2 separate regions of the Homo sapiens genome follow, and region 1 is linked to region 2. A link is an interaction called in ENCODE POLR2A ChIA-PET data of the cell type or tissue named here. Cell type or tissue: OCI-LY7. All regions are shown on one strand. Links, peaks and the distances in the headings refer to the core of each region. The heading gives the core; the rest is flanking DNA.

The links. Peaks named below come from ENCODE experiments on the same cell type or tissue, not always from the same donor. Only the 100,000 strongest peaks of a DNase experiment are listed, where the experiment ranks them.
Region 1: POLR2A ChIA-PET joins it to region 2 with 5 read pairs; 2 of 35 experiments call an interaction of 5 or more read pairs at or near these places.

Annotation. Positions count from the first base shown.
Region 1 is chr13:48,534,065-48,543,730 of GRCh38, reverse strand. The region is part of intron 1 of LOC124903174 (a long non-coding RNA gene); the gene reads right to left. It also overlaps a transcript of RCBTB2 not described here. Among named protein-coding and RNA genes, the nearest start is that of RCBTB2, 5.8 kb to the right of the region's middle. In OCI-LY7, for the core only: no CTCF peak of the experiment used is centred there; no DNase peak of the experiment used is centred there.
Region 2 is chr13:46,567,426-46,577,091 of GRCh38, reverse strand. All of the region lies in intron 1 of LRCH1 (leucine rich repeats and calponin homology domain containing 1), which reads right to left. Among named protein-coding and RNA genes, the nearest start is that of LRCH1, 19 kb to the right of the region's middle. RefSeq lists a silencer at 5,387-5,436. In OCI-LY7, for the core only: no CTCF peak of the experiment used is centred there; a DNase peak (open chromatin) is centred at 4,131; H3K27ac peaks cover 852 bases.

The DNA of each region.
Region 1 (9,666 bases), core at 2,495-7,494, 2.0 Mb before region 2:
CAATAAACTATACAAAGAAAAAAATCACAAAAATTTTCAGATCAGGAAATGCTTAAATATTTCCAAAAATGTTTATCAGTAAATGTTATTCTAGAATTAAAACATTTCCTGTTGATGATCATGCCATGGAGAAAATCATGTAATGCCAGTTATGAGATCTTATATATTTAGAAAAAAAACCCCATTATAAGTAACATGAGATAAATAGGAATCATACTTTTAAAAAAGATTATTATTCACATAAAAATTTAAACCTTAAGCAATATAAAAATACAAGAGAGAAATAAATTAGTCAATATGTCAACTCTCAGAAATGACCACTCAATATTTAAGTATTTCCAAGCAGGTCTCAGTGTAAATAGACACACTTGTGTTCAATTTTACATATATAGTTTTTATGACTTGTATTTATATCAGCAACACATCCTGGACAGCTTTCCCTGTCAAAAAGTCTGGATCTGCAGTATTAGTGTTCACAATTGTGCATTTGTGTCACATGTATCCATTGAGATGTTCCAAGCTTCAGCAGCACCTCTCCAAACAAGTCCTCATGTGACAACCTAAAAAAAGCAGGAAGGGAAGGAGGGGGCAGCCGAGTGGGTGGGTGGGCGTGTTTTTTCAGAAGCCTCCTAGTGGACTTCCTTGTATGAAATTGAAGCACGATATTTCCCTGACCCCTTCGTGGGACTCACAAAGGAGCTGTCTTGTTTACTGAGCCCGCAGCTCTCAATTCCTTGAGGGAGGGAGCCCGTGAGCAAATGAGGCAGGAACTGGAGTGCACGGGTGCTGGAACTAGCCAGCTGCTTCAGTGCCAGCAGGAGTGAACTCCACTCACTTGGATCTGCTGTGCTCCACTCCTCACGGGAGGGAGCACATAGGTGAGCAGGTGCAGGAGCCAGGGCGAGTGCTTTTGGGTACTGGCAGGAGTGAACTCTGTGCAGGCCCTGCGGCAGCATTTGCAGGGGGGTGTGCCTGCAACCCCTGAAACCCCAGAGGGAGTGCTACAGTGCCCTTTTAGCTTTGCCTGCTGTACACAGACAACTTGAGTGCTAACAGCTCAGCAGGCCCTCTGCCTTTTCATATGAGGCGGCTGCCTTCTGCCAGAGAGGGCAAAGGGCAAGTGTGACAGCTTTTTTGTATCCTCACTCATGGCTCCCGAGCTCTTGCCCAGCATCCAGGAGAAATGAGGTCTCATGAATGAATTGAAGGATGGTAAATGCATGGATTTTATTGCCAATGAAAGTGATAATCACCAAGAGAGGCAGCTGAAAAGGGGACAAGATGGGAAGGTAATCTTCCCCTGAAGTCTGGCAGTCTCCAGCCAGATTCTTCTCCAAAGTTACGCCACCAAGCTGTCCTTCTGAAGTCAGGCTGCTTCTCTCTGATGTCCAGCTATAGTCCCTGACATTCAGCTGCTTCTCCTCTCTCTGCCAGCTGAGGCTGATGTTTTTATAGGCACAGGATGGGGGGCAGGGTGGGGCCATGGGTGCTTTGGAAAAGGCAAGATTCGAGCAGGGAAACAGCGGTGTAAGTTCTAACTTTGGGCCGCAGTCTCAGGCTTTTCAGCTTGAGATGGGGCTTCACCAGGGACCTGCCCTTCTTCGCCTAGAATTTCTCTGTTCCCATCCCCATCAAAATGTCTATGGCTAGGACCAGTCACATGGCCACCCCAGACACTATCAAGTGAGAATGAATTGATATGACTGTCTCGGACAAGCCAGGCTTGCTCCTCTGTGATCATCACAAAAACCAGAGTCCTGTGGGCAATAAAATAAGCTTAAATTCATGAATTCACGACAATACCAACAAAGAAACTCAATTAGTGGCCATTGCAGACTGCTAATGACCAACCCATTATTATAAAATTATTATAAAAACTGGCAAATTAAGAGACAGAATCAAATGCTTATCATGCTTTTCCTATGTCATTGGGAAATCAAATCATTGAGGAAGAAAGTTTCCCTTTATAAAAGCATGTCAGCTAATAAATGAAGATGAAATGATAGGGTTAGGATATCACCATTTCCAGTATCTGTTGAGTTAATGGATCTAGGTATTGAGCACTAACAACTACCAATATCACAGAAAGAAACAACCCAACATTAAATGCCTCCTGGTGGAAGGACACAATACCATCTAGGAAGTCATCTTGCCAAAAATATAGAACCTCAATCTAACCGAGACTCTAGATCCAATCACACCAATTTGAGGGAAATATGAAGGGTACATTCAAGGAAATCAGATTTTGGAAAACTCAGTGATTGGCACAATTGTAGGCTACAGTTTGTTTACACCTCTACTTGTTTTTTTTTCTTTTTTTAATTTATTTTTTATTATTATACTTTAAGTTTTGGGGTACATGTGCACAACATGCAGGTTTGTTACATAGGTATACATGTGCCACATTGGTTTTCTGCACCCATAAACTCGTCATTTACATTAGGTAGTTCTCCTAATGCTATCCCTCTCCCAGACCCCCACCCCCAAACAGGCCCCAGTGTGTGATGTTCCCCTCCCTGTGTCCATGTGTTCTCGTTGTTCAGCTTCCACTTATGAGTGAGAACATGAGGTGTTTGGTTTTCTTTTCTTGTGTTACTTTGCTGAGAATGATGGTTTCCAGTTTCATCCATGTCCCTGTAAAGGACATGAACTCATCCTTTTTTATGGCTGCATAGTGTTCCATGTACACCTCTACTTGTTATAATTTATGATGTACAGAAAAACCTTTAGGCCAAACTTAAAATATGTAAGGAGGCAGCTTTAAGCTAAACTTGATTTAACAATTATAAATGTTTCTTATCAGATTGAAGGTCTGAGTTAATGTTAATGCTGGCTGGCTTTTCCTGAATTCCAAAAGGGAGGAGGGTATAATGAGGCACGTCTGACCCCTCCTTCCCATCATGGCCTGAACTAGGTTTTCAGGTTAACTTGGAGTGCACGTGGCCAAGAGGAGGGGTCCGTTCAGATGGTTGAGGGGCTTAGAATTTTATTTTTGATTTACAACTATTAAGCATGAACCTAGCTTTCATCGTATGTAGCCACTTACTAAAGATTTCTTTGATCAAAAATGATTACAGACTATTAAATTTTATCAAACATTTTTCTCATCATGAATTAAAACATTTCTATTCCTTTGACCTATTATTATGGAAGAATATATTAATCAATTTCTTAACACTGAATCATATTTACATCACTGAAAGGAACCCAATCTTGGTAATTGTACAATATATTTTTAAAAGTATTGCTAGTTTCTATTTGTTACATTTTATTTAGTATATTTTTCCTACTTAATATGCAAACAACGTGCCATCTTTATCACATTTTGTTATCGGTTGGCTTTGCAAAAATCTTAAAATATTAAGGAAACACTAAGTCTAATCCTCCATTTTTAAAGGTAAAGATTTTTGAGGCCCCTAGAATATTAAGTGACTTACTAAGTTCACATTATTTTATTTTTTTTTATTCCCTGCAAGTGTTGCACATCTACTCTTTTTTTTTTTTTTTTTTTTTGAGTTGTGGGGTCTGGAAAACTCTATCACCCTGGCTGGAATACAGTGGCACAATTAAGGCTTTGTGGCCTTGAACTCCTGGGGCTCAAGTGATCCTCCCACCTCAGCCTCTCTAGTAGCTGAGACTGCAGAAATGAGCCACCACATCCCACTAAGTTCTTGTGTGTGTGTGTGTGTGTGTGTGTGTGTGTGTGTGTGTGTGTGTGTGTGTGTAGAGACAGGATCTCACTGTGTTGCCCAGCCTGGTCTTGAAATCCTGGCCTCAAGCCATCCTCCTGTCTCAGCCCCACAAAGTGCTGGGATTACAAGTGTGAGCCACCACACCTGGCCATTTTCTACTCTTTATATCCAGTCTTGCTAATTTCAACTTCTAAAATTTTCTCAAATCCATGTTCTCCTCTCTCTTTAAGCCCATGCCACTGTTAACACTGAATTCAAGGACAGCTGGTGTCCTGCCAGGGTTGATGCAATAGTGTCTTCAAGTGGTTTCCCTGGCTCCAGGCTCACCCTTCTCCCCACTGGCATGATGGTGAGCCATCATGTTGTCCTCCTGCTTAAAATATTTTGTTAGATCCTATGATACATCTTGCTGTTACATTGCCAAGGCCTTCTATTATTTGGCCCATTTACCTTTACATCTCATTTGGAAAGAGGCCTCATGGTCCAGTGGAAAGAGCTCCAGATGGGAATCAAAGATGGATTTGAGTCCTAGTTCCACCTCTTACTACTTATGTGACCTTAGGCAAGTTACCTAGGTCTCCACTATCTCACCTGTAGGATGGGGCAAAAATGACTTAAGTTGCCAGTAACTGTAATGTTGACAAAAAGAGTCAAACTCTGTAAAATATCTGAAGGGGTTTATTCTGATCCAAATATGAGTGACAGATGGCCCATGACACAGCCCTTAGAAGATTGTGAGAATATGTGCCTAAGGTGGTCAGGATAAAGCTTGGTTTTATACATTTTAGGGAGACATAAAACATCAATCAATACATATAAGGGGTATATTGGTTTAGTCTAGAAAGATGGGACAACTGGAAGGAGCGGCTTCCAGGTTATAGGTAGATTCAAAGTTTTTCTGATTGGCAATTGGTCGAAAGAGTTAAATTATTGTCTAAAGACCTAGAATCAATAGATAGGAATGTCTGGGTTAAGATAAGGGGTTATGGAGACCAGGGTTTCCATTATGCAGATAGAACCAACAGAAGGGGATGTCTGGGTTAAGATAAGGGGTTGTGGAGACCAAGGTTCTCATTATGCAGAGGAAGTCTCCAGGTAGCAGGCATCAGAGAGAATAGATTATAAAAGTTTCTTATCAGAGGTGATTCTCTCCTGGAACAGGAAAAAGGAGGGAGAAGGAAGATTCTCTTTAAAATACAGATTTTCCCCACAAGTCAGCTTTGCAAGACTATTTCAAGATATGGCAAAGAAAATAAATTTGGGCTTAAAATATTTTGATTTGCTTACTTATCTATCATGTGATATTATGCCAGAGTCAGATTGGAAAGTAGACCACGTTATATAGCACTAAGTAAAACCCGTCTGATGAGACTATGGTTTGGAGGGCGTGACTCCCCAGGCCCCAACATGGTGAAACTCGGTCTCCACTAAAAATACAAACATTAGCTGGGTATGGTGGCACATGCCAGAAGTCCCAGCTACTTGGGAGGCTGAGTCAGGAGAAGCACTTGAACCTGAAAGGCAGAGGTTGCAGTGAGCTGAGATCGTGAAACTGCACTCCAGACTGGGTGACAGAGGGAGACTCTATCTCAAAAAAAAAAAAAAAAAAAATTATTGCTATTTTAAACAATTAATTTTTACAGATTTATTTTTTAATTAACAAAATTCTTTATATTTACGGTGTATAACATGATCTTGTCGTATATGGATACATTATGAAATGGCTGAATCAAGCTAAGTAATATATGCATTACCTCATATACTTATCATTGTGTGTGCCTGCTGAGCACATTTAACATCTGCTTTCTTGGCAATTTGTAAATATACAAAACATTGTTATTAACTACAATCACCCTATTGTACTATAGGTATCTTGAACTTATTCTTCCTACCTAACTGAATTTTTTTATTCTTTGACCAATATCTCCTTGATCCTTCCCAGCCCCAGCCCCTAGTAACCACCATTCTGCTCTTAACTTCTAGGAGTTCAACTTTTTAAGGTTCCACATATGAATGAGATCATGTGATATTTTACTTAATGACCTCCATGTTCATCCATGTTGTCACAAATGACAGAATTGTCTTTTTTTTTTTTAAGGCTGATTGATTTTTGACAAGGCTGTGAACACAATGGGAAAAGAACAGTCTCTTCAAAAAAATGGTGTAAGAAAATTGGATAGCCATATGCAGAAGAATGAAATGAAACCTTTTTCTCACACCAAATACAAAAATCAACTAAAAATGGATTAAAGACTTAAAACTTAAGACCTGAAACTATAAAACTACTATAACGTAGGGGAAAACTCCATGACATTGGTCTGGGCAATGATTTTTTTGAAGATGACCCCAAAAGCACAGGCAACTAAAGCAAAAATAGACAAACAGAATTACATCAAACTGTAAATCTTCTGTACAGCAAAGAAAACAATCAACAGAGTGAAGAGAAAAGCTAGCAAGTTGGAGAAAATATATGCAAACCATGCATCTGTTAGGGCGTTAATATCCAAAATATATAAGGAATTCAAACAATTCAGTAGCAATAAAACAACCCAATTTAAAAATGGGCAGAGGACCTGAATAAACATTTATCAAAGAAGAGCTACAAATGGCCAAGTAGATGAAAAAAAGTTCAACATCATTAATCATCAGGGAAATGCAAGTTAAAACCACGATGAGATATCACCCCACACCTGTAAAGATGGCTATTATAAAAAAGATGAAAAATAACAAGTGTTGGCAATGATGTGGAGAAAAAGGAACCTTTGTTGATGGGAATGTAAATTAGTACAGGCATTACGAAAACCAGTACAGAGGTCCTCAAAAAATTAAAAATAGGACTATTTTTAGCAATCTCACTACTGAGTATATGTCCAACAAAAATGAATCAGTATGTTGAAGAGATATCTGTGCTCCCATGTTCACTGCAGCACTATTCACAATTGTTGAGATAAAGAATCATCCTTAGTGTCCATTCATGAATGAATGGTTACTTTAATTTCCTACCATTGCCCTATTCCCTCCATATAGCCTTTGTTTCAGCCTTACTGAGCAATTTATAATTCTCAAACACATCATATTTCTTATTCTACTTAGACTACTTCCCTTCCCTAACACTTCCATCCCTAACCTTTGTTCTCTTAGCTAACTCACACTGACTCAGCCTCCCAAGTGGCTGGGATTACAGGCACCCACCACCATGCCTGGCTAATTTTTGTATTTTTAGCAGAGACGGGGTTTCACCATGTTGGCCACGCTGATCAAGAACTCCTGACCTCAAGTGATCCGCCCATCTCCGCCTCCCAAAGTGCTGGAATTACAGGCATGAGCCATGGCACCCAGCCCACACTGAAAACTTAATGCTAAAGTAATCTGTTTTGGAAAGCCTTCTCTGATCACCTCTTGGTATTTTGTCATTCTTTCACTATTGCCACAGTAAGTGTATATGTGCCTATTATCATCTTTATCACTTTTATATTCTAACACCAATTATAATACCATGCTGACATGCACAATTCTATACAGCATGGTAATAGCATGCATCAGTAAAGGTGCAGTGTGACTGATACCTCTACAAAACACAGAGCTGGGCAGTGCACCAATTTAATGGAGTCTGAAGGAATTTAAGTTCTAGAAAACTAAGGTGCTACCCAAGGTCATTCACCTAATCAATGGCACTTAGGGCACCAAAGTGCAGGCTGCTTGCAGTCATTCATTCATGCATTCAATCTGTAACAAGCAGACTGATGTAGAAATTTACTGGTGCTAAATTTTTGTTCTGGAGACGCAAAGAGGAAAAAAAGAACATTTTCCTCTTCCCTGAAGCGTAATTAGACTTTCTGAATTTCCAAGAAAAAGTCAAAAGACGGCCCCATCCACCTTTTCTTGTGATTAGGGCCTTGGTGCCTGGATACCTGAAAAGAAAAAAGCAAGATGAATTCCTCTGCTTTTGGATAACTAAAGGAGGCTTAAAGATACCCCAAAAGCAGAAGTAATTAGGGGGTTTAAAAAGGGAAGAAAGGGAAGACTTTTATTGCAGCTAGATCCCCATTGTGGGCTGGAAAAGGACAAGGGCTCCTAGTTTCACAAGAGTAGTGTCATGAACTTGTTAGGACATAAGAAGTGGCAGGACTAAAACCATGTCTTGAAATAAAATTACTAAGGGAACGAGAAGATAGAGAAGTCCAAGAACCAAACTCTGGGTATGCCAATGGCTGGAGAAGTGGTGGATGAGCCAATGGAGCTGCCAGTGAGATGGACGAACCAAGAGACAGGGGCCACCTGAAGGCCAACAGAAGAAGATGAATGCTTCAAGATGGCAGCTGTAAGCAAATGCTTCTAATGCTGCTGATAGTTCAGGTGAGATAATGGAAAAGTAACCACTGATTTAGCAATTCTGAGGTCATTGGTGACTTTGCCAAGAGGAGTTTCAATGGAGGGGTAGGGGCAAAAGCCTGGCTGAAATAGATTCAAGAATGAATAGGAGGGCCAAGCATGATAGCTCACATCTATAATCTCGGCACTTTAGGAGGCTGAGGTGGATAGATCACCTGAGGTCAGGAGCTCTAGACCATTCTGGCCAACATGGCGAAACCCCATCTCTATTAAAAATTCAAAAATTAGCTGGGCATGGTGGCACACACCTGCCGTTCCAACTACTTGGGAGGCTTAGGCATGAGAATCACCTGAACCCGGGAGGTGGAGGTTGCAGTGAGCTGAGATTGCGCCACTGCACTCCAACCTGGGCAACAGAGCAAGATTCTATCTCAAAAAAAAAAAAAAAAAAGAGGATGAATAGGAGGAGGGGATGAGGATACAGTTAGTATAAGTGACTCTTTTAAGACATTTTGGAAGAGACCAGAGAACACATTGGTAGCTGATAGGGGACATATAATCAAGGAACTTTTTAAAAGATAGGCAAATGTTGCGCAATGTTAATATGCTTATGGGAATGATCCAAAAATTAATGATACAAAAATTAATAATGTAGGATTGAGAGGTGACAACTACCTGAGTGAAAACCTTGAGACTGTAAGGAAGACAGGATCTAATACAAAGGTGGAAGAGTTGAACTTAAATAAGAGCATGCACAGCTCATTCCCAGTAATGGGAAGGAATAGAGTGCACAGGTACAGATGTAGGTAAACTTGGGAGATGTGGTGATGGGAACTTTAACTCCTGAAATACTAACCTATACTCTCTCAGAGTCTAAATTTTTAGTCTACTGAATTCAGCAATACAGTGAAGTTTAGTAGACCAAATTATCCAAAAGTGTTGAAGGAAACTTATATGTGATGGAGACATTTTTACTTCTTACTTTTAATTTTGACCGCCCTGGGAAAAACTGTTGGACCCATATAAAATTAAAATCTTTAGTGAAACACATTCTTTTATAGGTATATTTTAAAGTTTTAACTTCTGAGATAATATCACAGTTTTCAAAACACTAAGACATGTTTTTATTGTTAGCTAATTGTCAGGCTTCAGCTGAAGCACACCGTAAGGCCTGCATGAACTTCAGCTGTCCATAATGCGTAAAAGACCAAGTGCGCAAGGCAAACAGATCTTGCCATGGTTGCTGATGAAAGAAACTTAATCTCTTGGGGCCTGAGTTGCCTTATCTGTAAAGTAAGGATAATCCTTGCCTTACAGGATTATTGTGAGCTCCAAATAAGATAAACCTCTTGGCACACAATAGGTGCTTAAAAAAAAAATGCCAGCTATCATCACTGAAGTGAGCTTTTTCTGAGAGCAAACCTGTTTAACTCATAAATTTCTTTCATTGATAAGATGTAACCAGTGGAGAAACTTGGGGCAGGCACACGATGCCTCTCTGCACTATCGCTGCAACTTCCTGTTAATGTATACTTACTTTTTCTTCCATTTAGAGCTCTACAAGAAATACCTGTGTACCATTTTGCGTGCCTCCTTCTGAGGCTCAGTGGGCTATGCTCAGAGAATAGAGATAAATGTCTGC
Region 2 (9,666 bases), core at 1,651-6,650:
AAGAAGGACTGGGGCCCACCCTCAAGTCAGAGACCTTTTCCTGCTGGCCTGAAAGAAAAAAGGCCACCATGAGTTCCACAATCACAAGGGACCGAATCCTGCCAACAACCTCGAAAGCTTGGAAAAGGACTCCAAGCTTCAGATGAGAGAAGCCCCAGCCAGTTCCTTGAGTACAGCCTTGTGAGACCTAGGGCAGAGAATCCAGCCAAACTGTGTCTGGACTCCTGATCCATAGAAACTGTGCCATCATAAATGTGCATCATTTTAAGCCACCAAATTTGGGGCAATTTCTTATGAAGTAATGAAAAACGAATACAAATGCCAACATAGTCCTAGCACTGTAATGGAATGCTGGAGACTGTAGACAGAGAAGTGCAATACAGTAAGGTGAATAATGATAAAGGGTAAATATAAAATTCTACTGAACCTCAGAAGGGAGCCTCTAATCCTGGCTGGGCCAGGTTGAGAACATTGAAAGGAAAGAGGCATGGCTCTCCAATATTCCGAAGGACACCACAGGAGACAACATGTAAAGCTCAGGGCTCTAATCAACGATAGCAATGTGAACATGTTGTGATAGCCTCCTTGGTCTCAGAATGGTCTCAAAATATGCACAGATCATTGGCATAGGGAGCGCAATTATTTCTGCTGAGTTCAGCAGCAACTGACAACTTCACTCAGGACTCCCAGTTATCAGAAGCCAAGGCATTTAAATGGTTTCACTTGGGAATTCTAACAAGTTTTTTCCCAACAATCTTAAGTCTACGGAAAAAAATTAGAACAAGACATTCTTATTTAGGGCCTGCCTAAAGGGAGCATTAGTATTAAAATATGCTGCCATGCATGAGAACCTTGCTAAAACTGCCTTTGAGTTTCTTGTTTCTCTGGCTTAGGAGACTGCCCCATAAGTTACATGAACAAAAGGCTCACGGCAAATGTCTAATCCAGCTGGCTTTCTCCTGGTCGCCAGCAAGCCTCAAGCCTGCCACTTTCTTTGGCCATAATCAGCATGTGCTTAAGGAATGCTGACTAATTCCAACGTTTGTCCAGGCAGGACACAGGGAGGTAAATCCACTGCCAAAAATAAAAATGCATTCCAAAGTCGAGTATTAGGTCACTCTGAGATGATGTACTATTTTATATCACTCCTGCCAATCCTGTGCTGCCGTTAATCAAGCTCATTCTCTCTCCCTCTGGACTTCTCAATGGATCCTCTTCACTCAAGGACTCAGGAGCCTGCTTCATTCTCTCATTTTAGCCAAAAAGAGCTTCATACATGCATTTCAGGAAAAATTTAAAGAGAGAGAGAAAGAAAACATGACTTACCTAAATATAAATTAGGCAATGGTTTCTGTATCATTCAATTCCATTTAAATCCATCCCATGAGCACACACTGATCTTGCTTTCAAGTCATTGTCCAAAGTTGAGGAAGTGTTGCTGACATCTAGTCAACACAAGAAGCTGACAAGCAACAGCTGTGCAATGCTTTGAAAACCCCTTCTGGAGGATTTTTGCAAGTAGGAATGAGACCACATCCCCCCCACAACACACACACACACACACACACACACACACACACATTCATGCACAGATTTTTCAGTTATGCTGCAGAGCAATGTGTCCTTCAACTTAGAGAATCATTTGTGTGCACAGCACATGAATGAGAAAGCCCTCCCACGCCCAGTTCTATCACCAGAGTCACAAGGTTGCAGTAAGAGCTCTTTATTTAGATAATCACACACGCATCTTGTGGTTCTGTGACTCTAAGTCATACGATAGACTATCTTCATCAATGTCTGGGGTGCACAGCTGAGCTTAAACTCCACTCCTAAAAAAAAAATTAATACAATTATTTGTGCTGGTGATGATAGAGGGGACCAGCAGCACTGCACCCTATCCAGCAGTTCTCTGTTCCTGTGGTCAGAGTCATTGACAATGTAGAACAGGAATGAAAGGAAGGCTGGACCCTAAAGAGGATTTCTGCCTATTAAAAGATGATGGTTCTTGTCCAGTAGGTATATTTTGGTTGGAACTTTTCATTTATCCCACTATCCATTGATCAAAAGGATTGGAAACTGTTATTCCAATATTCCAGAATGTGCTTATAGATACATCATGTAAACCTCATCCAAAGGCTAAACAGAATATTTATTATTACCACTGCCAAAAAGGACTTTGTTTGGATTTTGCTTTCCAAACACACAAGGAAAAAATTAAGAAAAAGCAATAAATAGCCCATACACCAAAAAAAAAAAAAAAAAAAAAAAACCCCACACACAAATAAATGCCAGACAACCGAAAGTAAACAAGTGCTTCATAATCATTTTTAAGTTACATGGGTTGACTTTTTAAAAAACCTTTTAAATGATTAAAATGTGTTTAACTTCCTTTTACAAGTTTTAGAATATGCGTATAAGTTTGTATGTTTGAAGAGAGGGAATAATTGAGAAGGAAATGCTTTAAAAAGTGGGGAAGTGGGATCTACAAATAATTATTTTAAGTCTTCTAATGGATAAAGAAAAAAAGTGCTCTTGTTTATCAGTCCACCACTCAACATAGTCGGAAAATGCCACTTCTTCCTTGATGCCATACAGCATGGTGTCCCCGTTCTTCCCTTGCATTGACACTTAGCACCTTTGGTTATTATAGATCTCTAGACTTCTCCTTCACTTGACTAGCTGGAAGCTCTAAAATGCAGGCAACACCACTTGTTTTGTATTTTTTAATGTTAATTTTTTTTAATTTTTAATTTCTGGGGGTACATAGTAGGTATATATATTTATGGGGTACATGAGATACTTTCATACAGGCATGCAATAATCACATCAGGATAAATGGGTATCCATCATTTCAAGCATTTATCCTTTGTGTTACAAAGGATAATTATACTCTTTAGGTTACTGTAAAATTATATTTAAATTACAATTAAATTATTATTGACTATATGGTCAGGCACAGTGGCCTGTAATTCCAGCACTTTGGGAGGCCGAGGCAGGCGGATCACCTGAGGTGAGGTCAGGAGTTCGAGACCAGCCTGGCCAACATGGCGAAACCCCGTCTCTACTAAAAATACAAAAATTAGCCGGGCATGGTGGTGTGTGCCTGTAATCCCAGCTACTTGGGAGGCTTGAACGAGGCAGGTGGAGGTTGCAGTGAGCTGAGATCATGCCACTGCGCTCCAGTCTGGGGAATAGAGTAAGACTCCATCTCAAAAAAAAAAAAAATATATATATATATATATATATTTGACTATAGTCACCCTGTTGTGCTATCATATACTAGATCTTGTTCCTTCATTCATTCTATTTTTCATACCTATTAACCATCCCCACCTCCTTCCCATCCCTCCACTTCCCATCCTCTGGTAACCATCATTCTACTCTCTATGTCTATGTCCATGAGTTCAACTGTTTTAATTTTTAGCTCCTACAAATAAGTGAGAACATGCGAAGTTTGTCTTTCTGTGCCCGGCTTATTTCACTTAATATAATGATGTCCAGTTCTATCCATGTGGTTGCAAATGACAGGATCTCATTCTTTTTATGGCTGAATAGTACTCCATTGTGCATATGTACCACATTTTCTTTATCCATTCATCTGTTGATGGACACTTAGGATGCTTTCAAATCTTGGCTATTGTCAACAGTGCTGCAACAAACATGGGGGTGCAGATATCTCTTTGCTGTACTGATTTTCTTTCCTTTGGGCATATACCCAGCAGGCACCAAGTTTTGTTCACTCCTGTCTAGGAAGCACCCAGCACAGAGTCCAGCCTTCATGCATTCCATTCATTCATCCAGCCATTTATTCACTTACTCGGCTCAAATATTTACTAAGCTGCTACCATGGGCAGACACTGTCCTAGGAACCAAGGATAGTAGTTACATGAGAAAAGAGAAAACAAGGTTTCTCTCAGCGTTTAATGATGGAAAGAGAGAGTGACAATAAAGAAGCAAATGAATAAGTCAGAAAACAAATGATAAGAGTTAACATGTATTGAATGTCTCTCAGATGCCAGGCATTGCTCTGCACTCCTTGCATTTTCAATTCCCCAAAGCCCTCTGTGACAGGTGCTATTATCATTTCTCTTTTACAGATGAGGAAACTAGAGCATAGAGAGGTTATGGAACTTGCCCAAGGTCACTGGGCCAGTAGATGGAGGAGTCGCTCACCCAGGCAACGTGGTTGCAAGCTACTGAGCACGCTACTATCCTTGTCACATACAGTAACAGGCAGTGGAAAGGGATGGGCTCATGGGCAAGTTTACTCACACTAGATAATAAATATTTGCTGGATGGATGAATGAATGAAAAAAAATGCAGCACCTCTTAAGTTTACGAAATGTGGCTGTGAATATAGAACTTAAAAAAAGCTTTTTAAAGTCTTTGCAATGTTTCATTACCTTCTTTTGCCCACAATTGTGCACTGTCTTCTTATTCTATCTTCCATATGACTCCACGAGTTAGGGAGATTTTGTCGAGCTTTTTTTTTCTTTAGTCAATATAATGAAAACAGTCGTTATAGGTAGCTTCTTTCAAACTATACCCCTGTCCACTCTGAAGTATTCATATTGCTATGCAGAATTTGCTTTTAGATCACTCTGTTCTCCAACTGGCATCTATGTCTCTTTCATTTCACGCACCTATTTTATCTTTTACTAAAAGCTGACACCATGCCATATGTATAATAGGCTGTGATCCAAATTAAACTCACTAAGCTTAAAGTAGTGTTGCAGTAAGTCTCAGGATGGCTCAAATAAGACGATAAACATATTTGGTCTGGGGATTATTACTTCACACCACCTGGGCCTGTTTCTCAGGCAGCCTGGCAAAGAGAACCAAAGTCCTCCCCATAAAGAGCAGCAAGCTCCAAGCTGAGAAGGACAGCAGGGTCAGGGAGTCCCCAGGCATGGCCTGCAGTGGGGGTACAAGTAGGAAGAGGAGTGCAGGGAATGGCCTCAGCCCTGTGCTGGCAGACCAAGGGAACAACAGAAAGACAGCTGTATCCGACAAGAGATATGTTCCCAGAGTAGTGGCAGAGACAGATGCACGTCCCCAGCATGGATGAGAATTGGGAGCAGTGAGAAGACCCCCTCCTCTCCAAAAATAACTCCCCCTCTGTGGGCATCGCCGTTCAAAAAAACAGCCACTGCCTGCCTGTCTCTCTCTCTCTCTCCCTCCCTCCCTCCCGCTCTTTCTCTCTCTCTCTCACACACACATACCCCAAGTGCCACATACTTAGAATTTGTTATTTTAGTCATCACAGCAACCCCATAAGTGTTATTACTCTCACTTACTTTACAGATGAGAAATGAGAAGTTCAGAGAGGTACATGAATTGCCTACAGTCACCCAACTGCTAAGTGACAGAGCCAGAATTTGACCTTGGTCTGTTGGACTCCAAGACCATTTCCTAAACAGCTGTGATGGTTCTAAGCCTCATGGATGGTCACAGCAAGAAAGGCATGGGAGCCAGTGAACAAAGGCATGGTGACTTGAGCACTTTGGCATTTCATCATTCTGGGAGAGTGTTCACAGCATGCACAGTTCCAGGAAGCTCCACAGCCCTTGGAAATGATACGCCTAGCCCGCTTCGAGAAAACCCAGTGTGCAAAGCTAGCGTTTCTCCAGTTTCTGAGAGCACAAAAAGCAATGGGTGGAAGGCAGAGTTGGTACTCGTCGCCACTTGAATCTCTGGCACTCATGCTAATGTGCATCACTGCGAATACCACTGACAACTGTTCTCTTGGCACACAGCACACTCAATGGAAACACGCCGCTGATCAAACAAAAGTGGAGGACATATTCCAAGGCCCAGGAACTGCACCTGATGCAGACCCATCCTCCCTCATGCTGGATGACTCGCACAAACAGCTGAGATGCACAAGATGCTGGAGCAGTTAATGGAGGTGTGTTTTGATCACCAAAAGTCTAACATATTGTAACAATTGTTGGAACACAAAGGAGTTCCTTTTTTGTAGGTATGAGTTTTTTAATGCCTAGTTACTTTGAAGGGTAAACTCTAGGGTGAATTTCAGCACTCTGCAAATCCACCAATGGAGAGGCCGAGGGCAACTGGCCGTTACCTTTTACTTCTTTTTACTTCTATGCCTGAGAAAGGCAGTTAAAGAAAGGAGCAGTGAAGCTGCCTGACTGGAGACAGCTAACCACACAGCAATTTAAAAATCTGAATGGGAATACTAAGTCATCTTCTCCTGTCTTTTAATTTTAGACACTCCTCTACTATAGTAAAGGTAGAATCCCTCAAGTAAATCTCTCAAAAGATAAGAAATTCTGTGACTGCCATTCTGTTCAAGTGTCTATCTCACCTCACCTTTGCTTTTACGTTGTCTCTTCTAAAAATCCAACATTCTTTATGGTACTACTCTTCCCTACCGGAATATGTGTGATATGCTCATGCTTCTAACAGAATAAAAGGAACTTTTGTTTTTGTTGTTTTTTAAGCAACCTATAACTAATTGAAAAGTTTCCCTAATATCCAGCTCTATGCTAGGCCATGCAGAGAGTAAGAAAAAGAAATAAAGTGTCCTCATGCACGCAGTGGAGCATCTCTAGGGGCAGAAAGACCTGGTTTAATTTTTATCTCTCCACTAATCAGCGCTGTGACCTTGAATGAATTATGTAAACAGAGCCTCCGTTTTTTAGAGATCTAATTCTCAATTTTTTTGGAGATCTGATTCTTAGCACAGGATAAGGACCCTGTGAGATAATAAGCTAAACCATCTCGATGCCAAGCCATAGCAAAGGCACAGTCAATGTCAGTTTCCTTTCTTTTCTACTCTCCTCAAGGCATTTGCAAGAAGTCAGCAAAGAGTAGTCAAACTCAAGTCAAACCGAATCCCAGTCTTGCCACTTAGTAGCCATGTGATCTCAGGCATTTCTCTCTGAGCCTCAATTTTCCAGTCTGTCAGATGGGAAGAAAATGTGTACTTACCTCCCAAGATTGCTCTGGGAGTTAGCTGAGGGAAGCCACATAAAGTGGAGAACACAATATCTGACTCAATAAATGAAGCTATTATCATTCTTATTCTTATTAGAGAAAAAAGACATGGAATTAAAGAACAATTAAGGACCAACTCAATCATTATAAACTCTGTTTTAGATGAAAAGATGAGTAGAGTTGCAGAGAGGGAGGCTGGCATTTGGGGCATCCTAGAAGAGGCAGGAATTAAAATTTTGAGATGACTGCTTGACAGGGACTGGAGAGCTGGGGTCTGTCATTGTTTTGTTTTGTTTATTTTATTTGGCAAGTGCAATGAAGACAGAAAAGGTACAATCGAAGGCAAAGCGGAGGCCTTAACCTGGAACATATGGGAACACTAATGGAAAAGGCAGCTGGAGCCACACAGGCCCTTGAGGGGAGCTAGAGGAAAACCCAGCAGGATAAGCGGGTTGGCGCCAGATACCAGAGGCCCTGTGGATCTGCTGCTAGGCAGCTGAGCCTCGGTGGGCAAGCAGGAGAGAGCCACAGGAGGGGTCTGGGCAAGGAGTATGCAGGATCACAGTGATTTAGGAAATTTGGAAGTGATACGCCACATGGTCCTGGTGCTACACGATACAACCAGGGGAGCCAGCCAAGTGCTTAACTTCTCCCAGCAAAGGGCAGTTCTCTACATTAACAATGTACTTAGATCCCTGGGGCTCAAACCCTGACTCCTAATTCTCCTAATTACTTTTGCATGGGGATCTTGGGCAAGTTCTTAACATCTATAGGCCTCAATTCTACACATGAGGAAATTTAAGGGAAATGATACCTATTATTAGGCTCAGAGGAGAAATAAGATCGTGTCTGCAAAGTGTCTGACATCCAGTAGGTGCGCAACAAATGCTTTCAACATTGGACTCCATTAGCTAACATCATTCCAGTGATCCCAGAAAACTTGGTTCAGCCACAGTTTTTTCTATCACTAAAATAAAATGCCGCTTGTTAAATACAGAATTAGAATATTTTATGAGTAAGACTACGTAAAGAGGGTTAACAAGACGTTTCGAAATAAGGAAAATAAAGATTAAAGAACGTCCACTAAAACAGAAATATCAGTCTTCTAATAGGAGGCATTGATTTAGCAATAAAGCCTCAGTTATTCTGTGTTTTAAAACAGCTTGTCAGTCAGGAATCGGCACCAGGCAGAAAGCTAAAAAGGTATTGGAAATGTTCTCCTTTTTAAGTTGGATAGTGGTAAATAGGTAAATTTTTAGTCTACTGTATCAAGGTATGATTTACATACAGTAAAATGCACCCATTTTAAGTGCAGAGTTCACTGAGTTCTGACAAATACATACACCTACCTATGTACTCACCATTCTAAGACATAGAATGTTTCCATCCTCTCTGCACCCCTTCCCAGGTGATCACCTTTCTATATGCTTCTGTCACTATGTCTGTTTTATCATCATTACTTAAATCATGTCTACATAGGGTACGGACTCCTTCCTATGTATGCAATATTTTGTAATTTTTAAATTAATGCTGTATTTTACCAACTAAAATAAACAACAAATGTCTAAGACTTTACTAAGAGGGTTTCTTGGCATGAAAGTTAAAAAAGAGAACCAGCCAAGCATTGTAATTCCTTCAAAGGACAGCAATATGGGTAGCTGGTGAAATGACCAGGATAACCTGGACCAATTCTGGATTCAATCTGACACAACTAGACATGGGTAGGTAAGTCACTTCACTTGAATCCATTTCACTTTATTCTTAAAAGGTGTTATCTACCACATCCCATGTGCATGGGGTGACCATATAACTTATCTAAATCATGCTGTGCTAAAAGAGGGTGCTATTATTCATTAGGCCAGGATGAGTTATAAACCCAGACTGTCCCCGGTAAACCTGGATTTAGGATGGTGCCACTTATAAGCACCCTCTGAGAGCACCTCTTATGATGTTCCCAGTGATCTATTGTGTTCTCTAAAGAAAAGAGTGTTGCATGGACTTGTGTCCAAAAGCCTTTTCTTATCCAAAGGTGATGGGGCTCATCCAATCCAATCTACCATGCAGTATTAAAAGATTACAGACAGACTGCCCAAGGAGAGAAGAGGTCTGAGACACAGAAACACAAGAAAGCACACACACAGAAACTATGGAACCACTTGAGAAAGACCAAGGCTGCCTGATTATGAAAGGACTTAGCTGAGTTATACTGTCTTTGTCACTCGCCCTCCTAAGAGGCAGGCATTAGGGGCTCTATCAGGACGCATTATCTCAGAACTCCCATGGTGCAAATTTCATATTGAGATACCAAGTCTTCATTAACATACTGATTCCAAGGACTTAGCCTGTGCAGGGGAGGAAGAGACAAAAGCAAGCCTTCACAGCTGCCAACTGAATTTTATAAAATATATCAGATTTAGGCACATTTGTACTTATAAAGTTATAGCACAGTACCTTTTACAGTACTGTATAGATACAAGAAAGCATTCATTGTAAATATCTGAACAAACCACAGCTAAGAGTTGATTACAAGCCTATAACCGATGGAATGACTGCTACAACTAAAATTAACTTGGATTTATCCAGGCTTTCTAAAACACCAGGAAAACACACACACACACACACACACACACACACACACAAAATTGCCTTAAATTGCATGCAGAGATTATCATTTTCACCTCCAAGGGAACTGCACAAAGAGAGATC